2 separate regions of the Homo sapiens genome follow, and region 2 is linked to region 1. A link is a loop called in an ENCODE intact Hi-C map of the cell type or tissue named here. Cell type or tissue: B cell. All regions are shown on one strand. Each heading gives the region's core, and the rest is flanking DNA. Links, peaks and the distances in the headings are about the cores only.

Region 1 (5,371 bases), core at 1-5,000:
CGCCACCGGGACTGGCTAATTTTTGTATTTTTAATAGAGACGGGGTTTCGCCATGTTGGCCAGGCTGGTCTCGAACTCCTGACCTCAGGTGATCTGTCCACCTCGGCTTCCCAAAGTGCTGGGATTACAGGCATGAGCCACCACGCTCAGCCAAAAGGATTTTTCTTTTCTTTTCTTTTAATAATAGAGACAGGGTTTCACCAAGTTGGCCAGGCTCCCACCTACGTCCTGATGGCGCTTGCACTGTCTGTCCCCACGGTGCACACTGTGCTGCCACATCTTGGTAAGATGATGATAAAATGGTAAGTGTCTGCTGGGACCGGGCTCCTTGTATACCTCATTTATATTATTAGAAGCAAGGTAGGTATCATTACTCCCATCTACAAGGGAAGAACCTGGACACTGAGGCAATGGGTAACTTGTCCACAGTCCCCAGCCTGTAAGTGCCAAAGCCAGGGTTTGGGCTCAGCTCTGACAGGCTGTAGGGCCTGGGTCTTTCTACTCAGGCATAAAGTTTTCCAGTTGTTTCAGGAATGTATTGAAGATTCTAGTTGTGTGTCCTCAGCTAGAATCTTTTTTAGCCTCACACATGCGCAAAACAAGGCTGTATACAAACTTGTTACACAACAAATATTTGTTAGCAAACTAACAAAATAGGGAGGAGGAGGGCAGCATGAATTACAGTCAGTTCCGGTCACCATGTGGGGCAGAAATCAAGGCTCTGGAACTGATAATGAGGACAAAGGAAGCCAAAGTGCAAAGATCTGGCAAGAGGTAGCATTCTGTGACATGAGGAAGATTAATGAACCACTCAGGTCTAGACACCCGAATTCAAAGTCCCCGACTGCCAACATGGGGAGTCTCAACGTTAGTGCCTCTGCTGGCCCGTACAACAAAGTCACTTGGGAATTCCTAGCACTTGCTTGTGACTTTTGATCACTTCTAATATTCCTGGTTGATACTTAAATGACCAGTTCTCTGGGTTGTGTGGTGAGTATAGAAGTCCACTTCCCAACCCAGGCTGCAGAAACCCGAAGGTCTGGTTAGTCCAGCTAGAAAGTCCTCCTCTGAAAAACAAGCAGCCTCATGTCCTGGCCTTGTTGGCATCTTCCCAGGTCAGACGCCCATCTGGCATCCCCTCTACTTTTAGCTGGTGTTGGAAAAGGGACCGATTGGTAGTAGGAAAAGCAGGAAGTTGGCCTGGGTCCTTGTCTCTATTCCTGTCCTTATAAGGTAATCTCCCCTCCCCCCTCCCTGCCCCGCCCGTACGGTCCCTACCTGAAGGCTCCAGCTGCCCACACAGGGACTCCTCTTAGCCTCTGTCCTGCTGAAGGAGGTGACACCTTTGCCCAGGGCAGAAACAAGGCAACATGTTTATACCATACCCAAGCTGCCGCTGGGAAGAACTAAATATTCTGATGGAGGTTGAGCGGGGAGTGCTGAAAACTGTCAGCACCCGCCTCCGCCCTCCCAGAACTCCCAGAGATGCCTCTCAGTCTTTCCTGCGGCATCCTGGCATCACAAAACAGTTTACCATTGAGTCTGGGTTTCACAAGATGAAAAAGGTCGAGGCCCCATTCTCCAAAACAAGAAGTGAGCCTCTGGGAGCTGAAATCTACTACTGCGAATCATAATAGACACCACCCCCGCCCCACCTCCTCCCTAACAATCAGTTAGGAAACGCTCATCGGAAAGCATCCTTCCCCACTTCTCAGCTGGGCGACTTCCTTTCTCAATTCCGCCCTTCCCCATCACAAACATCTCCATCCATCTTCAGACTTAAACCAGATCTGGGGCATCTTCCTCGTGACATTTCCACTCCCTGGGCACAGCCAGGCCACACGCCCTTGTGGGACCTGCCAAACGCCCGGTGCTAACTCCCTCTGCCCTCATTCCCACAGGCCAAACCTGCAGAAATTGTCACCAAAGGCGCGCCTCCTGGCTCTCTAAGTCACACCGCGCCCCCCATTGCTTTGTTTTGTTTTGTTTTAGAACTGAACAAAACGGGCCTTCCTCTGAGGCCCTGAGTTCTGACAGGCAGAGGCTGGGAACTGCCTGTCCCTGGAAACGGCCTGTCTGGCACAAAACCCGTAGGCGCTGCCCGGGGCCGGGTTGGGGCAGTCGGCCTTTGCCCTCCTCCTCCCGGGAGGCTGCCCGGGAAGTCCCGCCCGCAGACACCGCCCTCCCGGCTGACCAGTGGCGCGGCAGGCGGGGCGGGGGCCAGGAGGTGAGTCAGGGCGCGGGCCGCGGACCCGGGTGGAGGCTGGATCCGGCCCAGCACGTCCCGGAGAGGAGGAAGCAGGCCTGGCGGCGCGGCCCCGCCCGAGTGGCCCGACGGTGACCCGGGGTCAGGCCGGGCCGCGGCCCCCCAACCCTCTCCTGAGCTCGCCCGCACTCACCTGCTGCCGCGGCGGCTTCTAGCCCGGCCGGGGGCGTCCGAGGCCAGGCCGCCGCCGGGGCGCGCCCCCTTTCCGCGTGGGGATCCCGCGGGCGGCGCTCCGCTCAGGGCGACACAGCGGCCGGGCCCGGGGCGCGCGGGCACGCGAAGAGCGGCGACGCGGGACAAGGCGGGCGGGCGGACAATGCGGCCGGCGGAGGCCCGCGCTGCGCGAGTGGGGCCGGGCGGCGCGCGTGTGGCCGACTCTGTATGTGTGCGCCTGTCAGTCAACGCTGACAGGCCGCAGCCCATTGGTCAGGCCCCGCCGGCCGTCACCGCCCACCGCCGCCACCCATTGGCCGGTTTGAACACAAAGCCCCGGCTCGCCCCGCCCTCGCGTGGGCCCCGCTGCCCTGCGCGCTCAGCCTAGGAGTCCGCGCGTGGGAGGCGCTGGGCGGGCGGGGACCCCGGGCTGCGGGAGGACGCGACGGGAGCCTGTGCTGGGGCTCGGGCTCAGCAGGGCACTGGACTCCCGATCTGGCGGCTCAGAACACCTGAGACAGCTCTGAGCGCTCCCACGCGCGCCTGCAGCCTGGTTCACCAGGCCGGCGTCCGAGGGGAGGGTGGGAGCCCTGGGAGCGGCAGCGCGCGGGTGGCCCTTGGTGCACTCTCGGTGAGGCTGTCGAGGGCTTGCTCAACACCCGGCACCAGTGCCGTTGTCCTCTTAGCCGGCCATTTCTACACCCATTTTTCAGACAAGGAAACAGGTTGCTAATTTGGGGATTCCAGACATGCTGGGAGGCCCTGCCTCTTCCCAAGCTTTACCCAGAGCACCCAAGTTTCACGACAGCTCTTCTATTTTTTGTTTGTTTTAAACAGATTTTCTATTTTATTTAAATAGAGACGAGATCTCACTATGTTTGCCTAGGCTGGTCACGAACTCCTGAGCTCCAGTGATTCTCCCGCCTCGGCTTCCCAAAGTACTAGGATTACAGGTATGAGCCACCGCGCCCGGCCAGCTCTTCTGTTTTAAGGACGGTGCTTGCTGCACTTGAGCTGTGGGAAGGCAGGGCTGGCCACTCATTCTTCTACCTTACTCAGACTTGGAACGAGTGCTCAGCGTTTGAGTAAAATGCTGCCTGACTCCGGGGGTCCTGTTCCTTGGCTCCCCATCCGCCAACTGTACAGATAGAGCAGGTGCACAGCTTGGGATGAATCTCTTTCTGTGCCAGCCCTTCTAAGGGCAGATGAACAGTCGTTATTTTACTTTTAAAGTACCAAGAGGAAACGAGACAAGAATGACAAAATCACCGAGGCAGGAACAGGAAGGCTGTGGGGTCGGAGGATTGAGGAAAGGCAAAACCCTCATGCTAAAGCGGCTTCAGCCCAACTCCAGACAAGAACAGTCCCCTTTCCTGGGCCTCCATTGCCTGCTCTGGAAAGAGAAGAGTCTCCTGCTCTTCCACCCTCCTGGAGACCACGGTGCTGGCCATTATCACTCCTAGGTTTAGACTGCAAGCTCTTTGAGGACATGGACAAGCTCTCCAGAGCCTGGTACCGAGCCTGGCTCTGGTCTGAGTGTCTGCTGGATGGAGCAATGAAAGGAGAATTCAAATCAGACGTAGGGGCAGCATCCAGGTAGGGGAAGGGCCTCTCTGACTCCTCATCTCTGGGATGCGCAACTCCAGAATTCTGTCCTAACCACTTCTATGGAGTTGCCACATCCTACCTCCTCCATTGCACAGCCTGCTTCCCCCTCTCCGGGGGTCCTGGCAGACAGGGGGGTCTGGCCTTGCTGGGGTCGGGGGGGAGTCCAGGTCCCCTCCCAGGATGTGCTGAGTGGATATGTGAGGCTCATGCCCACAGGCTGACTGAAGGCAGGCCCCTCTTAAACTCTGCATCCTCTGGGGGCTGGGAGCAGGCAGAATAATGGTCGCTACAGGAATTCGGTACTAATGCTTGGAATCTGTGACTGTTATCTACATGCAAAGACTTTGCAGATGTGACTAAAGATTTTGAAATGAGATTATCCTAGATTATCAGGGTGGGCCCTAAGTGTAACACAAGTAACCCTTTAAGAGAAAGATAGGGGCTGGGCACTGTGGCACACGCCTGTAATCCCAGCACTTTGAGAGGCTGAGGCAGGTGGATTGCTTGAGCTCAGGAGTTTGAGACCAGCCTGGCCAAATTAGTGAGACCCCCCCCCCCCACCACCCATCTCTAAAAAAGAAAAACAAAAAAAGAAAATAATTAGCTGGGCATGGTGGTGTGTACCTGTAATCCCAGCTACTCAGGAGGCTGAGGTGGGAGGATAGCTTGAGCCTGGGAAGTCAAGGCCACAGTGAGCCAAGATCAAGCCACCACACTCCAGCCTGGGTGACAGAGCAAGACTCTGTTTCAAAACAAACAAAAAACCAAAGAGAGGCAGAGAAGACGAGCAGAGGGCAATGTGACCATGGAGGAAGAGATTGGAGTGATGAAGCCACAAGCCAAGGAATCAGAATAATAATAAGTGTCCTGTGTGCCACACCAATGAGCTCTGTGGCCTTGGACAAGTCAATGGGGCTCTCTGGCCTTCATTTTCTCTTGCATGAGGGTCACATGGGCAAAGGACTTCTGAACTACTTCATCCCAAAGGGGTTTTATCACCATGATCTTTGCGGGGAGACGGGAGGAGGTTGGGCCCTTGGTTTGTCCTGGACCCATCATCTGTCAGGTGGGCTTCTCTGTGCTGCCAGAGAGCAGGGCCTCCCCTCTAACACCCCACGTGATGGTGGAATGTGCTGTGTGCCTGTCTGCCTCCCCCATGGACACTGGACAGTGACAGGTCGTGGTGGGTGTTCAGCGTCCTATGAACACGAGTTAAGGAAGAGCCTCCAGTCACCTGCCTGCAACCCAGGCCAGCTCCACATCTCCCTCCCTGCTGTCAGCATCAGTCAGCAGCCAGGGTGTCGGCGTCTGTCATTTAACCATCACAGGCAGGCCTTGGCGGGG
Region 2 (5,371 bases), core at 257-5,256, 74 kb before region 1:
TGTCGCTCGGGCTGGAGTGCAGTGGCGCAATCTTGGCTCACTGCAACCTCCGCCTCCCAGGCTCAAGGATTCTCTTGCCTCAGCTTTCCGAGTAGCTGGGAATATAGGCGCCTGCCACCACGCTTAGCTAATTTTTGTATTTTTAGTAGACAGGGGGTTTCACCATGTTAGCCAGGCTGGTCTCGAACTCCCGACCTCAGGTAATCCACCCGCCTCAGTCTCCCCAAGTGCTGCAATTACAGGCATTAGCCACCGCACCCAGCCCCGCTCTTTTTAAAAAAGTAACCTTTTTAACACAGGCAAAAAAGCATAGTTCATAAGTGTACAGCTTGATGAATTACCCAAAATCAACACAGACCTAAGAGAACCATAGCATCCCAGAAGCTACTCTCCTGCCCCTTTCCAAAATTAACCCCTTCAAGGGAATCACTGTCCTGACCTCTCATCATAGATTGGTTTCTGCCTGTTTTTGAACTTTATATAATGGAATCATACAGGAGTACCCTTTTGTCACATGAAAACTGTCTGATAGGCCAGACTCACGCCTGTAATCCCAGCATGTTGGGTGGTCAAGGAGGCTGGATCACTTGAGGTCAGGAGTTCGAGACCAGCCTGGACAACATGGCGAAACCCCATCTCTATTAAAAATAGCCGGGGCCATGCCTGTAATCCCAGCTACTCAGGAGACTGAGGCAGGAGAATCACTTGAACTCGGGAGGCAGAGGTTGCAGTGAGCCGAGATTGCGCCACTGCACTCCAGCCTCCATCACAAAAAACAAACAAACAAACACAAAAAAGTGTCTGATAGAGATGCCCTGTCCAAAGATGAAAGGGAGGCCTGGGGACTGTATCGGAAGGAGTGTGAGACACAGGACAAATGCTCATTACTGCATCCTCATGCATCACAGAAGGATTTGGACTCTCCCATCCTGGGAGTCTCTGATTCCAGGTTCAGTTGGCTAAAGGTGTTTATCAAATTACCCTGTTTAATAACATGGGGCACATTTTAAAAAGAAGCACTTACATCCATCATATAGGCAAAAAGTAAAAAGATGGATAACACCTAATGCTGGGGAGGGTGTGGGACAAGGACATTTCCATTTACTGTACTATTATGAAAGCATCTGATAGAGGCTGGGAGCAGTGGCTCATACCTGTAATCCCAGCACTTTGGGAAGCCAAGGCGGGTGGATCACCTGAGGTCACGAGTTTTAGACCAGCCTGGCCGACATGGTGAAATCCCATCTCTACTAAAAATACAAAAAGTTAGCCAGGCATGGTGGCACACACCTGTAGTCCCAGCTACTTGGGAGGCTGAGGCGGGAGAATCGCTTGAGCCCAGGAGGTTGCAGTGAGCTGAGATCATGCCACTGCACTCCAGCCTGGGCGACAGAGCAAGACTCCATCTCAAAAACAAACACACAAACTCAAACAAAAATTTATATCTGCATACTTTCTGACCAGCTCACCTACTTACTAGAAATCTATGTACTATGCCTCAGTTTCCTCATTTCTAAAATGGGGATAACAGTGCCTACCCCAGTGAGCTGCTGTGAAGATTAAAGGAGGACACACCGCACCCACCCACACCCACAGGCACCAGAGCACCTGGTATTTAGGTGTTAACTCTTACCTTTGTTTGGTACATAGGGAAGATTTACCTGATGTTTTCCCAAAAGACCTGCAAGACACTAATTTATTCCTACCAAGTAAAACATGGCTCAGGAAAACGAAACTGGATCAGTGTCTCTCTAAAACAGCCCAAGAAGCAGGCCAAGGAGATGGACAAGGAAGATAAATCTTTGGCCCTGGTCACAGGCCGAATTAAGAAATCCGGCAAGGTGGGGCGCAGTGGCATAGGCCTGTAATCCTAGGACTTGGGGAGGCTGAGGCAGTCGGATTGCTTGAGTCTCGGAGTTCAAGACCAGCCTAGGCAACACAGTGAAACCCTGTCTTTATATATATATGTATGTGTGTGTGTGTGTGTGTGTGTATATGTGTGTATGTATATATACATAATACGTATATATGTATACGTATGTATATATATACATATATACACATACCTATATACACATATATACATATATACACATATATACATATATATACATATATACGTATATATATACACACACATAAAATATATATTATATATAATATATAACTATATATAGGCCAGGTGCGGTGGCTGATGCCTGTAATGCCAGCACTTTGGGAGGCCGAGGCGGGCAGATCACTTGAGGTCAGGAGTTCAAAACCAGCCTAGCCAAATGGTGAAACCCCGTCTCTACTAAAAATACAAAAAATTAGCGGGGCGTGGTTGGTGGTGCATGCTGAGGCAGGAGAATCGCTTGAACCTGGGAGGCGGAGCTTGCAGTGAGCCGGGATCACACCACTGCACTCCATCCAGTCTGGGCGACAGAGCGAGACTCCGTCTCAAAACAAAACCAACAACAACAACAACAACAAAAAGCTAAAATCTTACAAAAAGCGACCTGTTCCACTGTCCCTTGGGCCTGCGGTGATGGTGGGCCTGACTCCATTCGTCTTTAAACATCTCTATTCCCGGCCACATCTTTGGCCACCTATGCTCGAATAAAGTGTTGTCTTGGAGCCTGTTGTAAATTTAAGAATAAACTTTTGTTAAAAAAAAAAATACAGTGGCTCATCATCTCTTGAGTTGTTTTCACTCAGCCACTCCTACCTTAGCTGTGAACTTAAAGTAAAACAAGCCCCCAGAATCTTGCCAGAGTCAGCCCTTTGATCTTTGTTCTCCCCTGAACTCTATTACCTGGAATTAAAACAACGCATTTGAAAAAAAGAAAAACAAGCAAGTTTCTGAGCTCACCCTATACCCGCTGAACAGAATGACTGCGGTGGCGCCCCAGAACCTCTCACAGGCCTCTCAGCTGCTGCTAATGCCCGCCGAAGCCCCGACGCCCGGATAAGGCCAGGGCTGCCGGACCCGCTGCGGGCACTGGAGGACCCGGGGCTAGAGGGCGCCGCTCTCGCCCGGCTCGCGCCTCGGCTCCCGGAAAAGCAGCTCTGTCCGCCGTTCGGCTGCGCTCACCTCCTTTCCGCTTCCGGTGTCCCCTACAGTCATGGCTGCCGCCGTCGCTGCTGCCGGTGCAGGGGAACCCCAGTCCCCGGACGAATTGCTCCCGAAAGGCGACGCGGAGAAGCCTGAGGAGGAGCTGGAGGAGGACGACGATGAGGAGGTACTAGGGCCTCGCGGGGTGCAGAGCGGGAAGCGGGCCCGCTCGTGGGTGTGGGATCCGCGTGGTACGGGATCGGAGCGAAGCGGCTGCTTTGGGAGGCGGGGTTAGGGGCCCTGCTGGGCCCTGGGTGCCCTAGCTCCAGTGGGGCTCGGCGGCTCCCAGTGCCGCAGCGGGGCCAGGAATGGATGTCGCTTTTTCGGCTAAGACCCGCGTCTACTCCACCACAGCTAGATGAGACCCTGTCGGAGAGACTATGGGGCCTGACGGAGATGTTTCCGGAGAGGGTCCGGTCCGCGGCCGGAGCCACTTTTGATCTTTCCCTCTTTGTGGCTCAGAAAATGTACAGGTAAGGAACGAGGGCAAAGGCACTGGGTACGTGCATGGGATGGTCGTGGTGCTGTGAAAGAACACGGGGTTTGGAAGCAGCAGACCCGTGTTGGGTGACCTTGGGCTTGTACCCTATCCTTTCTTAGTTTCCTCTTCTGTAAAATGGGGATTCTTACCTGGCAGGGGAGTTGTGGGGGTTATTTCAGATTGTTGGAGATAATTAATGAATAAGGAGCTTTGTAAGAACTCAGGAGAATGTTAAACCGCCATCACTAGATGATACAGCTACCATAGCTGCTCCTCCTGTCTCTGGTAGGAGTATGGTGTAAGGAGCGGGTAGAATACGTTTATCAAAAACATTGGAGTATGTAATGTGAGAGGTTTGGTTACTGGGTAGTTCTTGCCTGTTTTGTTTGCATGTCTTCATGCTCACCCTCTGGGGATTTTCCTCTGCAGGTTTTCCAGGGCAGCCTTGTGGATTGGGACCACTTCCTTTATGATCCTGGTTCTTCCCGTTGTCTTTGAGACGGAGAAGTTGCAAATGGAGCAACAGCAGCAACTGCAGCAGCGGCAGGTGAGCCCAGACCTTGGGCTTTTTGCCAGTGGTGGAGACGCAAGTTATTTCACTAACACATTGGTCCCCAACCTTTTTGGCACCAGGGACTGGTTTCATGGAACACAGTTTTTACATGGATGGTGGGTTGGGGGTGGCCGGGGGTCGGGGGGGGGGTTCTGGATGATTCAAGTGCATTACATTTATTGTGCACTGAATTTCTATTATTACATTGTAATATATAATGAAATAATTCTATAACGTAGAATGAGTGGGAGCCCTGAGCTTGTTTTCCTGCAACTAGACAGTCCTGTCTGGGGGTGATGGGAGACAGTGACAGATCATCAGGCATTAGATTTTCATAAGGAGCTTGCAACCTAGATCCCTCGCATGCACTGTTCACAAGGGTTTGTGTTCCTATGAGAATCTAACACTGCTGCTGATCTGACAGGAGGTGGAGCTCAGGCAGTAATGTGAGCGATGGTGAACAGCAGTAAACACAGATGAAGCTTCTCTCACTTGCCTGCTGCTGATCTACTGCTGTGTGGCTCAGCTCCTAACAGGCCATGGGCCAGTGCCAGTCCACAGCCCAGGGGTTGAGGGCTCCTGTTGTAGCACCTGAGTTGACCAACAGTTAATGTGTGGGTGGGGATTGGGATCGGGCCCATGCTCTTTTAGTTGTCTGACTGTGCTTTCAGTATTATTTTTGTAGACGTTGGCCCCATCAGGTATGGTGAGAATAAGCTCTCTAGGCCTGTATGATGCCTTACACCCCTCCTTTTCTTTTCCAGATACTTCTAGGACCTAACACAGGGCTCTCAGGAGGAATGCCAGGGGCTCTACCCTCACTTCCTGGAAAGATCTAGATTGTTATTGCTGTTTGAGCTGTCTCAGTGGGATAAGTTTGAAATTCAAGTGTTTGAACTGCTGATAATTTGGATTTTTTTTTTTTTTTAACTTTGGCACATTGATCTATCTAAACCTGGTGGGGAGAATTATCCCCACATTGTCTCATGGAAAGACTCAACTTGCAACTGTGCCCTCCACACTATCCTTACTTCTGTCTCCACTCTGATACCAGAGTGCAGCCATGCAGATGGTTATTCCAGCTCTGGTCACCCGACTCCTTTCACCAAATTGCTCCTAACTGGAAGATCTCACTTTCCCCTTGTGGGGTAGGAACCGATGCCAGTGGGAGGGATGTGCCCCTGACCATTAACGACTGTTTTTTTTTTTTTTTTTTAAAGAATGGAGTTGTTGGGGCAGGACA

The links. A loop is a pair of places that touch in the nucleus more often than their neighbours do. Peaks named below come from ENCODE experiments on the same cell type or tissue, not always from the same donor. Only the 100,000 strongest peaks of a DNase experiment are listed, where the experiment ranks them.
Region 2: a loop joins it to region 1, with 8 times the contacts of the local background. A loop is called at or near these places in 3 of 110 quality-filtered maps.

Annotation. Positions count from the first base shown.
Region 1 is chr22:38,753,364-38,758,734 of GRCh38, forward strand. It overlaps SUN2 (Sad1 and UNC84 domain containing 2), which reads right to left and starts at 2,635. Exons shown (of 18, transcript NM_015374.3): 1 at 2,400-2,635. RefSeq lists enhancers at 1,449-1,518, 3,777-3,916 and silencers at 2,009-2,358, 2,469-3,018. In B cell, for the core only: no CTCF peak of the experiment used is centred there; DNase peaks (open chromatin) are centred at 1,268, 1,828, 2,708, 3,598 and 1 weaker place; H3K4me3 peaks cover 3,750 bases; H3K27ac peaks cover 4,350 bases.
Region 2 is chr22:38,678,875-38,684,245 of GRCh38, forward strand. It overlaps TOMM22 (translocase of outer mitochondrial membrane 22), which reads left to right and starts at 3,083. Exons shown (of 4, transcript NM_020243.5): 1 at 3,083-3,221; 2 at 3,449-3,567; 3 at 4,005-4,122; 4 at 4,893-5,371. The coding sequence starts at 3,105. The coding sequence ends at 4,967. It overlaps TOMM22-DT (TOMM22 divergent transcript), which reads right to left and starts at 2,982. Exons shown (of 2, transcript XR_007068097.1): 1 at 2,852-2,982. RefSeq lists enhancers at 2,871-4,070, 3,117-3,186 and silencers at 2,917-2,986, 3,377-3,426. In B cell, for the core only: a CTCF peak has its summit at 3,013; a DNase peak (open chromatin) is centred at 3,057; H3K4me3 peaks cover 1,468 bases; H3K27ac peaks cover 1,303 bases.